3 separate regions of the Homo sapiens genome follow, and regions 1 and 2 are each linked to region 3. A link is a contact called in ENCODE Hi-C or POLR2A ChIA-PET data. All regions are on one chromosome and are shown on one strand. The core of a region is the stretch at or near the end of the contact, and the rest is flanking DNA. Distances in the headings are between cores, read along the strand shown. Region 1 overlaps PECAM1 (platelet and endothelial cell adhesion molecule 1). Region 2 overlaps PECAM1 (platelet and endothelial cell adhesion molecule 1). Region 3 holds the start of SNHG25 (small nucleolar RNA host gene 25).

Region 1 (2,700 bases), core at 149-2,648, 230 kb after region 3:
ACTGACTTTAATTTATTCCATGAACATTGACTGAATGCCTACTATGAGCCACATTCATTGTTCAAGATATAAGAATAAACCAAACACCATCTCTGTCTTTACAATTTCACTATCCAGAAGAGCAGACAGATGTGTAAGAATGGATGGCAATACTGAGTGAAATAGAATATTTGTGGACCGGGCATGGTGGCTCACACCTGTAATCCTGACACTCTGGGAGGCCAAGGTGGGTAAATCACTTGAAGTTAGGAGTTCGAGACCAGGCTGGCCAACATGGTAAAACCCCATCCTTACTAAAAATACAAAAAATTAGCCAGGCACAGTGGCGCGTGCCTGTAATCCCAGTTGCTTGGGAGGCTGAGACAGGAGAATCGCTTGAACCCAGGAGACAGAGGTTGCAGTGAGCCAAGGTCGCGCCATTGCTCTTTAGCCTGGGTGACAGAGGAAGACTCTGTCTCAAAATAAATAAATACATTTCTATTTATTAGGAACTCACTAGGTGCTGGAAATTTTGCTAAGCACTCTACCCACATGACACTTTTAACCCTCTCAATAATTGCCTGAAATGGGTATCGTTGTTATCTTCCTTTTACTGGTGAGGATTTTGAAGTTTAGAGCTGTTAAGGGACTTGCCCAGATTGAAACCCAGGCAGAGTGACTGCAGAACGAGGTGTCTTAACACACCGCTGTGGCCTTTATACACACAAATACCATTGAATGTAGAGAGAGCATCAGAGCTGTACTGACTGGCACCCTGGGGTAGACCCATTTTGTTTTGGAAAGAGAAGACATCATTGAGTTGAGTCTTGAAGAAGAAATTTTAATTTATGAGACGAGATGAAGAAGCATTTTGGGAGGCCAAGGCAGGTGGATCACTTGAGGTCAGGAGTTCGAGACCAGCCTGACCAACACAGTGAAACCCCATCTCTACTAAAAATACAAAATTAGCCAGGTGTGGTGGCACACACCTGTAATCCCAATTACTTGGGAGGCTGAGGCAGGAGAATCGCTTGAACCTGGGAGGCAGAGGTTGCAGTGAGCCGAGATCACACCACTGCACTCCAGACTGGGTGACAGAGTGAGACTCCATCAAAGAAAGAAAGGAAGGAAGGAAGGAAGGAAGGGCCTGGCCTATTGGGAATATGTCTAGTGCTTACGTATTCAGGTAAGGAAAATGCCAGGCAGATGAATGAGAGGGTGATGGGTGGAGAGTTAAGTCCAGTGTCACTATTCATTCACAGCTGTTATTCACGCCACTGTGTGCTATGCTCCATCTGCTTGCCTGTGCTCAGTTCCAAGGACTCACCTTCCACCAACACCTGGTACTCTGCAGTGGTTTTCTCTTTGTTGTTCACAATCACAGTACATTTATATGTCCCTGAGTCATAGATCCGGACTTCAGGAATAAAATAACTCTCTGTGCTCTTCATGGAGGAGATGTTGTAAAACAGCACGTCATCCTTATAGAACAGCATCTGGTGCTGAGGCTTGACGTGAGAGGTGGTGCTGACATCCGCGAAGCACTGCAGGGTCAGGTTCTTCCCATTTTGCACCGTCCAGTCCGGCAGGCTCTTCATGTCAACACTGTTGATTGTGAAAGCTAAATGCAAAGGGAAGGAAGGCAGACATACCTGTTATCTCAGAAACAACATCATCCCGGTGACCTTCACCACATCAGATGTGGTCTTATCCCATCCTATGCAGTATTGAGTCCAGGGGTTCTACGTGCCTACAGGGCCAGGCTGATAGTAACTGTGCACAGTGGCTCAAGCAGGAGGCAGTTGGTACTAAGCTGCAACTTTTCCCACCAAGGCAAAGGAACAGAGTGTGATAAAGATGTAGAGCTAGGTATGGTGGCTCACGCCTATAATCCCAGCACTTTGGGAGACCAAGGTGGGTGGATCACCTGAGGTCAGCAGTTAGAGACTGGCCTGGCCAACATGGTGAAACCCCCTCTCTACTAAAAATACAAAAATTAGCCAGGTTTGGTGGTGCAGGCCTGTAATCCCAGCTACTTGAGAGGCTGAGGCACAAGAATCACTTGAACCTGGGAGGCGGGGGTTGCAGTGAGGTGAGATCTCACCACTGCACTCCAGCCTGGGCGACAGAGTGAGACTGTCTCAAAAGACAAAAAAAAAAAAAGATATAGGCATTCTGTGAGCTGCCACATCTTGGCCCCTGGAGGGAGTACAGGATTCAAGCAGTCAAGTGTTCAAGTCCTGGCTCATCATTTACTGTGTGACCCTGGGCAGCTAGACTCTCTGAGCTCAGTTTCCTTACCTGTAGGATGGAGTAATCATATCTCATTAGGTCTTTGCAGGAAATGTACAGGAGAACAGCCAGAACGTCTCCTGTACAGTGCCCGATATACATTAAGTGCTTAATAAATGACTGCTACCTCCATTCCGAAACCAGATGGTCGTGCCCAGGCCCTCCTTCTCCACCCAGGCCTTACCGAATTAGCACAGTCCCAGCTGGCATTTTCTATCTGATGGGCTCTGAGGTTTCACCAGATGGTGAGGACTTGAAACCAGTTTTTAGCCTGCTACTTGCGTTTTCAGCCTCACCTGCTACCAAGAAGCAAAGACTACAGATTCCCCTCTGCCAACGGCAGGAATCTCTGGTCAAGCCTCAAAACAGCCACAATGCTCAATCAGCTATCCAATCTCTGCTAGGAACTAGGCTGTGGGTCAACTGGCC
Region 2 (2,700 bases), core at 148-2,647, 200 kb after region 3:
TTGAAACATGCATTTGATTGACACACATTCAGTCTGCACAAGCAACTTTAGGAACACACTGGGTTTGGCAGGGGGTCTACCTCTGGAAGGGACAAATTGCTCAGTACTTCCTAATTCCCTGGCACTTAGTAAGTGCTCAATAAATCTTACCTATTATTAGTAGTATCATAACTAATAATTATCAAAAATGGCCAGGTGTGGTGGCTTCGCCTGTAATCCCAGCACTTTGGGAGACAAAAGTGGGCAGATTGCTTGAGCCCGGGAATTTGAGACCAGCCAGGGCAACATGGCGAAACCCTGTCTCTATTTTTCTTTAATTAATTTTTAAAATTATTGAGGCCGAGTGTGGTGGCTCACACCTGTAATCCCAGCACTTTGGGAGGCTGAGGGGGGTGGATCTTTTGAAGTCAGAAGTTCGAGTTCACGCTGGCCAACATGGTGAAATCCCATCTCTACTAAAAATACAAAAAAAAAATAAATAAATTAGCCGGCTGTGGCGGTGCATGCCTGTAATCCCAGCTACTCGGGAGGCTGAGGCAGGAGAATCGCTTTAACCCGGAGGCAGAGGTTGCAGTGAGCTGAGATCTCGCAACTGCACTCCAGCCTGGGCACAGAGTGAGACTCCGTCTCAACAAAGAAAAAAAAAATATATATATATATATAAAATAAAAAATATATAAATAATATAAATATAAAAATATTATATATAAAATATATAAAAATAAAAAATAAAAATATATAAAATATTATAAAATATATATTATACACAAAGAAAACATATATATTATATATGTATTTATATTTATATATTATATATATTATATATTTTATATATATATATATATTTTTTGAGATGGAGTCTCACTCTGTCACCCAGGCTGGAATGCAGTGGCGCAATCTCAGCTCACTGCCACCTCTGCCTTCCGGGTTCAAGTGATTCTCCTGCCTCAGCCTCCTGAGTAGCTGGGATTACAGGTGTGCGCCACCAGAGCCGGCTAATTTTTGTATTTTTAGTAGAGATGGGGTTTTATCATGTTGGTCAGGCTGGTCTCGAACTCCTGATCTCAGGTGATCCACCCGCCTTGGCCTCCCAAAGTGCTAGGATTACAGGTGTGAGCCACAGTGCCTGGCCTTTTCTTTTTTTCTTTTAAATTATTGAAATTTTACAGCTCAGAGACAGGGCCAGGGCCAGGGGCCTTTGCTCCTTCCAGTCTTAGCAGGCCGGTAGGTCTGCTAATCACTTCCTTTGGAGCGACTGAGGGTGCACAGACTCTTCTCACTGAACACAGCACCCCCGCCACCACTGGGGTTTAAACCCAAGCCAAAGGCAATGCCTGGGGACTCACTCGAGTGGCACTTACCTTTGTGAGACTCAGCTGAGGACACTTGAACTTCCGTGTACTGCACGTCTGAGTTCAGAGGCTCTGCTCAAAGAAACCACAGCAGCTTGTTGTTTAGGTGGAATCTCTTGTGGGCACCTCAGATCATAGAAGTAGAGACTTTCTTTTCTTTTTTTTTTTTTTTTTTGAGACAGAGTCTCACTCTTTCACCCAGGCTGGAGTGCAGTGGTGTGATCTCAGCTCACTGCAACCTCCACCTCCCGGGTTCAAGTGATTCTCCTGCCTAAGCCTCCTGAGTAGCTGGGATTACAGGTGTGCACCACCATGCCCAGCTAATTTTTGTATTTTTAGTAGAGACGGGGTTAATTTTTGTATTTTTAGTAGAGACAGGGTTTCACCATATTGGCCAGGCTGGTTTTGAACTCCTGACCTCAAGCGATCCGCCCACCTCAGCCTCCCAAAGTGCTGGGATTACAGGCATAAGCCACTGCCCCCGGCTAGATTTTCATTCAGGTTATTAAAGTATTCTGTATTTTGAGGGGGCAGCCAGACACAGGCTTAATTCCATTCGGGATGAGGAAGGGAGTACGAACCCCGCACTGGTCCCAGAGGCAGATACAGGGCCTCGGGGCCCATGGTTTCCTCCCTGACTCCTCTGTTACCAGGATGTGGAGGGACCCTCTGGCCTAGGTCCCTGTTTCTACAGTGGGGGGACTTGGAACAGGTCAGTAGAGACAGAAAACAGCCCAGTATCAGCCCCAGCAGTTCTCCCAATTCAGTCTCACTCAAGATGCTGGAAGCCTTCTCCACAGCCACAGGCAAACAAAGCTACCTCCAAGACTGAGAGGATTTCGGGAAATGGGGAACAGGGGTCACTACCCTAAAAATACTTGGAGAGTGTGAGGCATACACGTGAATGAAATCACTCAGGGTACTAAGGTGAAAGCTAGAAAAGTAGTTTGTCTTCAAGTCAAAAATAACATTACTGTTTTGTTTTTAAAGCCCTAAAGAATAGGGATTCTCATCAGCTACCAAAACAATGATTCTGCAGTCAAAGATACATTTCAGGCTGGGTGTGGTGGCTCATGCCTGTAATCCCAGCACTTCGGGAGGCTGAGGCGGGCAGATCACCTGAGGTCAGGAGTTCGAGATCAGTCTGGCCAACATGGTAAAAATCCACCAATACTAAAAATACAAAAATTAGCTGGGCATGGTGGCACACACCTGTAATCCCAGCTACTTGGGAGGCTGAGGCACGAGAATGGCTTGAACCCGAGAGGCGGAGGCTGCAGTGAGCCAAGATTGTGCCACCGTACTCCAGCTTGGGTGACAGAGTAAGACTCTGTATCAAAAAAAAAAA
Region 3 (2,700 bases), core at 74-2,573:
TTTTTTGAGATGGAGTCTCGCTCTGTTGCTCAGGTTAGAGTGTAATGGCGCGATCTCAGCTCATTGCAACCTCCGCCTCCCGGGTTCAAGCGATTCTCCTGCCTCAACCTCCTGAGTAGCTGGGATTACAGGGGCCTGCCACCACGCCCGGCTAATTTTTGTATTTTTAGTAGAGACAGGGTTTCGCCATGTTGGCCAGGCTGTTCTTGAACTCCTGACCTGATCCATCCGCCTCCGTCTCCCAGAGTGCTGGGATTACAGGCGTGAGCCACCGCGCCCGGCCAAAGAGGAATTTTTTGAATTTAAAGTCTATATAGAAAATAAGGAAAATAAGAGCCCATTCAACTACAAACCCATAGGGTGAAATGATTTCACTGTCACATACACACACACACACAAAACAATAAATTTTCCGTATTAAGAGGAAAAAAAGGAAAAGAATTCCCAAGGAAAACAGGGAGGCAATAAAGATAACCGGCGACTGTGACTGCTGGTGTACTGTGTCCTCCCCCAGTTAAGCAAACTATCATTCATCCACCTGTATGTCCGGGGAACAGGCTCAATCAACTCTGCGAAGCTTTCCCAAAGTCAGGCTTTCTGTCCTTTGGGCTTCTACAGTAGGCTGTTCATAGCGCTATGTTAGTATTTATTAAAGTTTTGCAATCCCAGGAAGTTTTTCACATCACTCTGCCCTTTAAATACCTTTGTTTACCACTTAGAATGTGCCAGGCAATTGGCATTAATTCACCGAATCCTTACAATTTTTTTTTTTCGCGGTGTGTGTGTGTTGGGGGGGGGCGGCGGGGGGGTATTCCTAATTTCCAGAAACTGAATCTCAGAAAGGTTAACTGAGCAAGGTCACAGAGCGAACGCATCACAAAGTCAGGATGTGGTGCAGATCGGTCCATTTTCAATACAAGCTCTTTCTACCACGACAGGTTATTTTGCACTTGGGGACAGTTTTTAACTTTCCATTCTCAACTCCTATCCTAGCTCCTGGCACAGAACATGTCATCCAAGTTAGGCATCATCGTCGCCTGCTCTTGGTGAAGTTTTCTTTTGCGTACTGCGGAGAGATGCGCTCATTACCAGCTGGCGGTGGAGTCGCTGAAACGCAAATGGATTTGAGACTGAGCGACTCCCATCTCTATGGTTGGTATGTGACCCATCTATCCTCTGGAGGACTCAGCAAGGACTACCAGTCACCAGACAACTTTACGCGCACGTGGTCGCAAGGTGAACTTGCTATTGGTTAATGGCAGTAAAGCCCGCCCATCAGCGCTGGTCTGCTCCTTTAAAAGAACGCCATCGACGCTCCCCTGTCTTTCAGCGCCTGCAGGTTCCGGGAGGTCAGGTTGTATTCCTGGCGGGTCGTCTGGCTGGGTGGGCCCCGGAGGTCGTGGCTCGGGAGCAGGGAGGCGTAGGGGGGCCGGCCTGCTGTGATGACATTCCAATTAAAGCACGTGTTAGACTGCTGACGCGGGTGATGCGAACTGGAGTCTGAGCCTGCCCGAGCGGAGCTGGGAGGGGGCTGGCGGGCGGGCGCGCGCACACCCGCTGATCTATCACTCTCGTTCTTGTAGCTCCCAGCCGAGGACGTCGGATGTCATCGTCCTTGCTGCTTTGCCACCCCATTCCCGTCAATAAAGTGGTTTGAACCCAACCCTGGTGTCGGTGTGTGTCGTTGGCGACGCGCTGTCTTTGAGCCCCCGCCGAGCTTCCTCGTGGCGCCGGGGGTCAATCTGCAGCGCTAGAGCATGTGCTTGCGCATAACTGGGGCCGCCTGGCCTCCCGCGGGCGGCCTTTTTAACCGCGAGCGACAAGAAGTAACCTGACTGTCCGGCTGCTAGGCTGGGCAATTTTCCAGCTGTTTTGCCACGACAGGCCTCAATCCGTAATACCAAGGCTGGAATGGCGTGTTAGGGGGGCGGTGGCTGACGGGGATACGCGGACTCTTGATGCGTAAGGAGTGCCCCTCTGCTCCCATACGTTCCCCAGCCCAGCCTTCCCTGAGTGTATCGCGCGCGCTGTGCCTTCGCCGTGAGTTCGACATAAGTCCCAGGCTGTCGCGTCTGCCATCAGACGCGCAGATTTAGTTGAAGGCAGCGTGGAATGGCGTCTGCAGGGCTGTTGTGTACTTGACATAAACAGATTCGGTGTGGAACTGCATTGAGTTAACTCCTGACTAAAGGGTAATCGACCTGTTTACAAATAACCATGCAGGAGTACTGACAAGCATGGGACTAAAGCTTTGGGCAGGTTAATCTGTCACTCCTAAACAGTTCAAAATTATAGGGCGGTTGTGAAGGTGAATTAGATTTTATATATGGTTGGGGACAACATAGACACCTAGTTACACAGTCCAGATTCAGTGATTGGTAAAAGATCTTCCACAAGGGCTCCAGTGAAAGGTGCATCAGTTCTGAGTACAGGGCAGCAATGGTGGGCAAGGATGCACGTATGCGTTCACTACATGGACATTCGATGAATGAAGGTGTCCCGAATTAACATTATACTAGACAATGAAGGGTGTAAACTGCAGCCCAGGAGCACCACTGCCCTACCCCCTCAGTTACGAACTTTCACTGGATTCTTTAAATGTGGGCTGAAGATAATGGCACATAGTTTGAAGGATGTAGTGAGGATGGCTTTGTAGCCTTAGGACTGGGCAGTGATCAACGCAGTAAATGAAAGCTGCGA

Evidence for each region. Hi-C counts contacts between places; a loop is a spot of excess contacts on that map. ChIA-PET counts read pairs that join two places held with the same protein, here RNA polymerase II (POLR2A). Pooled maps may share reads with other maps.
Region 1: POLR2A ChIA-PET joins it to region 3 with 21 read pairs in PC-9. The contact joins the enhancer-like site here to the promoter of SNHG25 in region 3. POLR2A ChIA-PET finds 5 or more read pairs at or near these places in 2 of 52 experiments (PC-9 and activated CD4-positive, alpha-beta T cell).
Region 2: a pooled map shows a loop between it and region 3 (4-fold over the local background). The contact joins the enhancer-like site here to the promoter of SNHG25 in region 3. A Hi-C loop is called at or near these places in 2 of 50 pooled maps. POLR2A ChIA-PET finds 5 or more read pairs at or near these places in 9 of 52 experiments (CD4-positive, alpha-beta T cell, HCT116, WTC11 and 4 more).

Annotation. Positions count from the first base shown.
Region 1 is chr17:64,376,518-64,379,217 of GRCh38, forward strand. It overlaps PECAM1 (platelet and endothelial cell adhesion molecule 1), which reads right to left. Exons shown (of 16, transcript NM_000442.5): 3 at 1,307-1,600. Among named protein-coding and RNA genes, the nearest start is that of PECAM1, 13 kb to the right of the region's middle. Within about 2 kb of position 1,399, at least 3 of the 41 ENCODE cell types and tissues checked have a DNase peak (open chromatin) inside an H3K27ac peak, as active enhancers do; they include PC-9, where a contact is called at or near this core.
Region 2 is chr17:64,346,899-64,349,598 of GRCh38, forward strand. It overlaps PECAM1 (platelet and endothelial cell adhesion molecule 1), which reads right to left. Exons shown (of 16, transcript NM_000442.5): 13 at 1,362-1,424. Among named protein-coding and RNA genes, the nearest start is that of PECAM1, 43 kb to the right of the region's middle. Within about 2 kb of position 1,398, at least 8 of the 41 ENCODE cell types and tissues checked have a DNase peak (open chromatin) inside an H3K27ac peak, as active enhancers do; they include CD4-positive, alpha-beta T cell, where a contact is called at or near this core.
Region 3 is chr17:64,144,647-64,147,346 of GRCh38, forward strand. SNHG25 (small nucleolar RNA host gene 25) reads left to right here and starts at 1,324. Exons shown (of 2, transcript NR_132278.1): 1 at 1,324-1,354; 2 at 1,584-1,663. SNORD104 (small nucleolar RNA, C/D box 104) reads left to right here and starts at 1,432; the gene lies at 1,432-1,511. SNORA50C (small nucleolar RNA, H/ACA box 50C) reads left to right here and starts at 1,693; the gene lies at 1,693-1,825. TEX2 (testis expressed 2) reads right to left here. Exons shown (of 12, transcript NM_001288732.2): 12 at 2,581-2,700. RefSeq lists enhancers at 1,011-1,565, 1,543-1,752.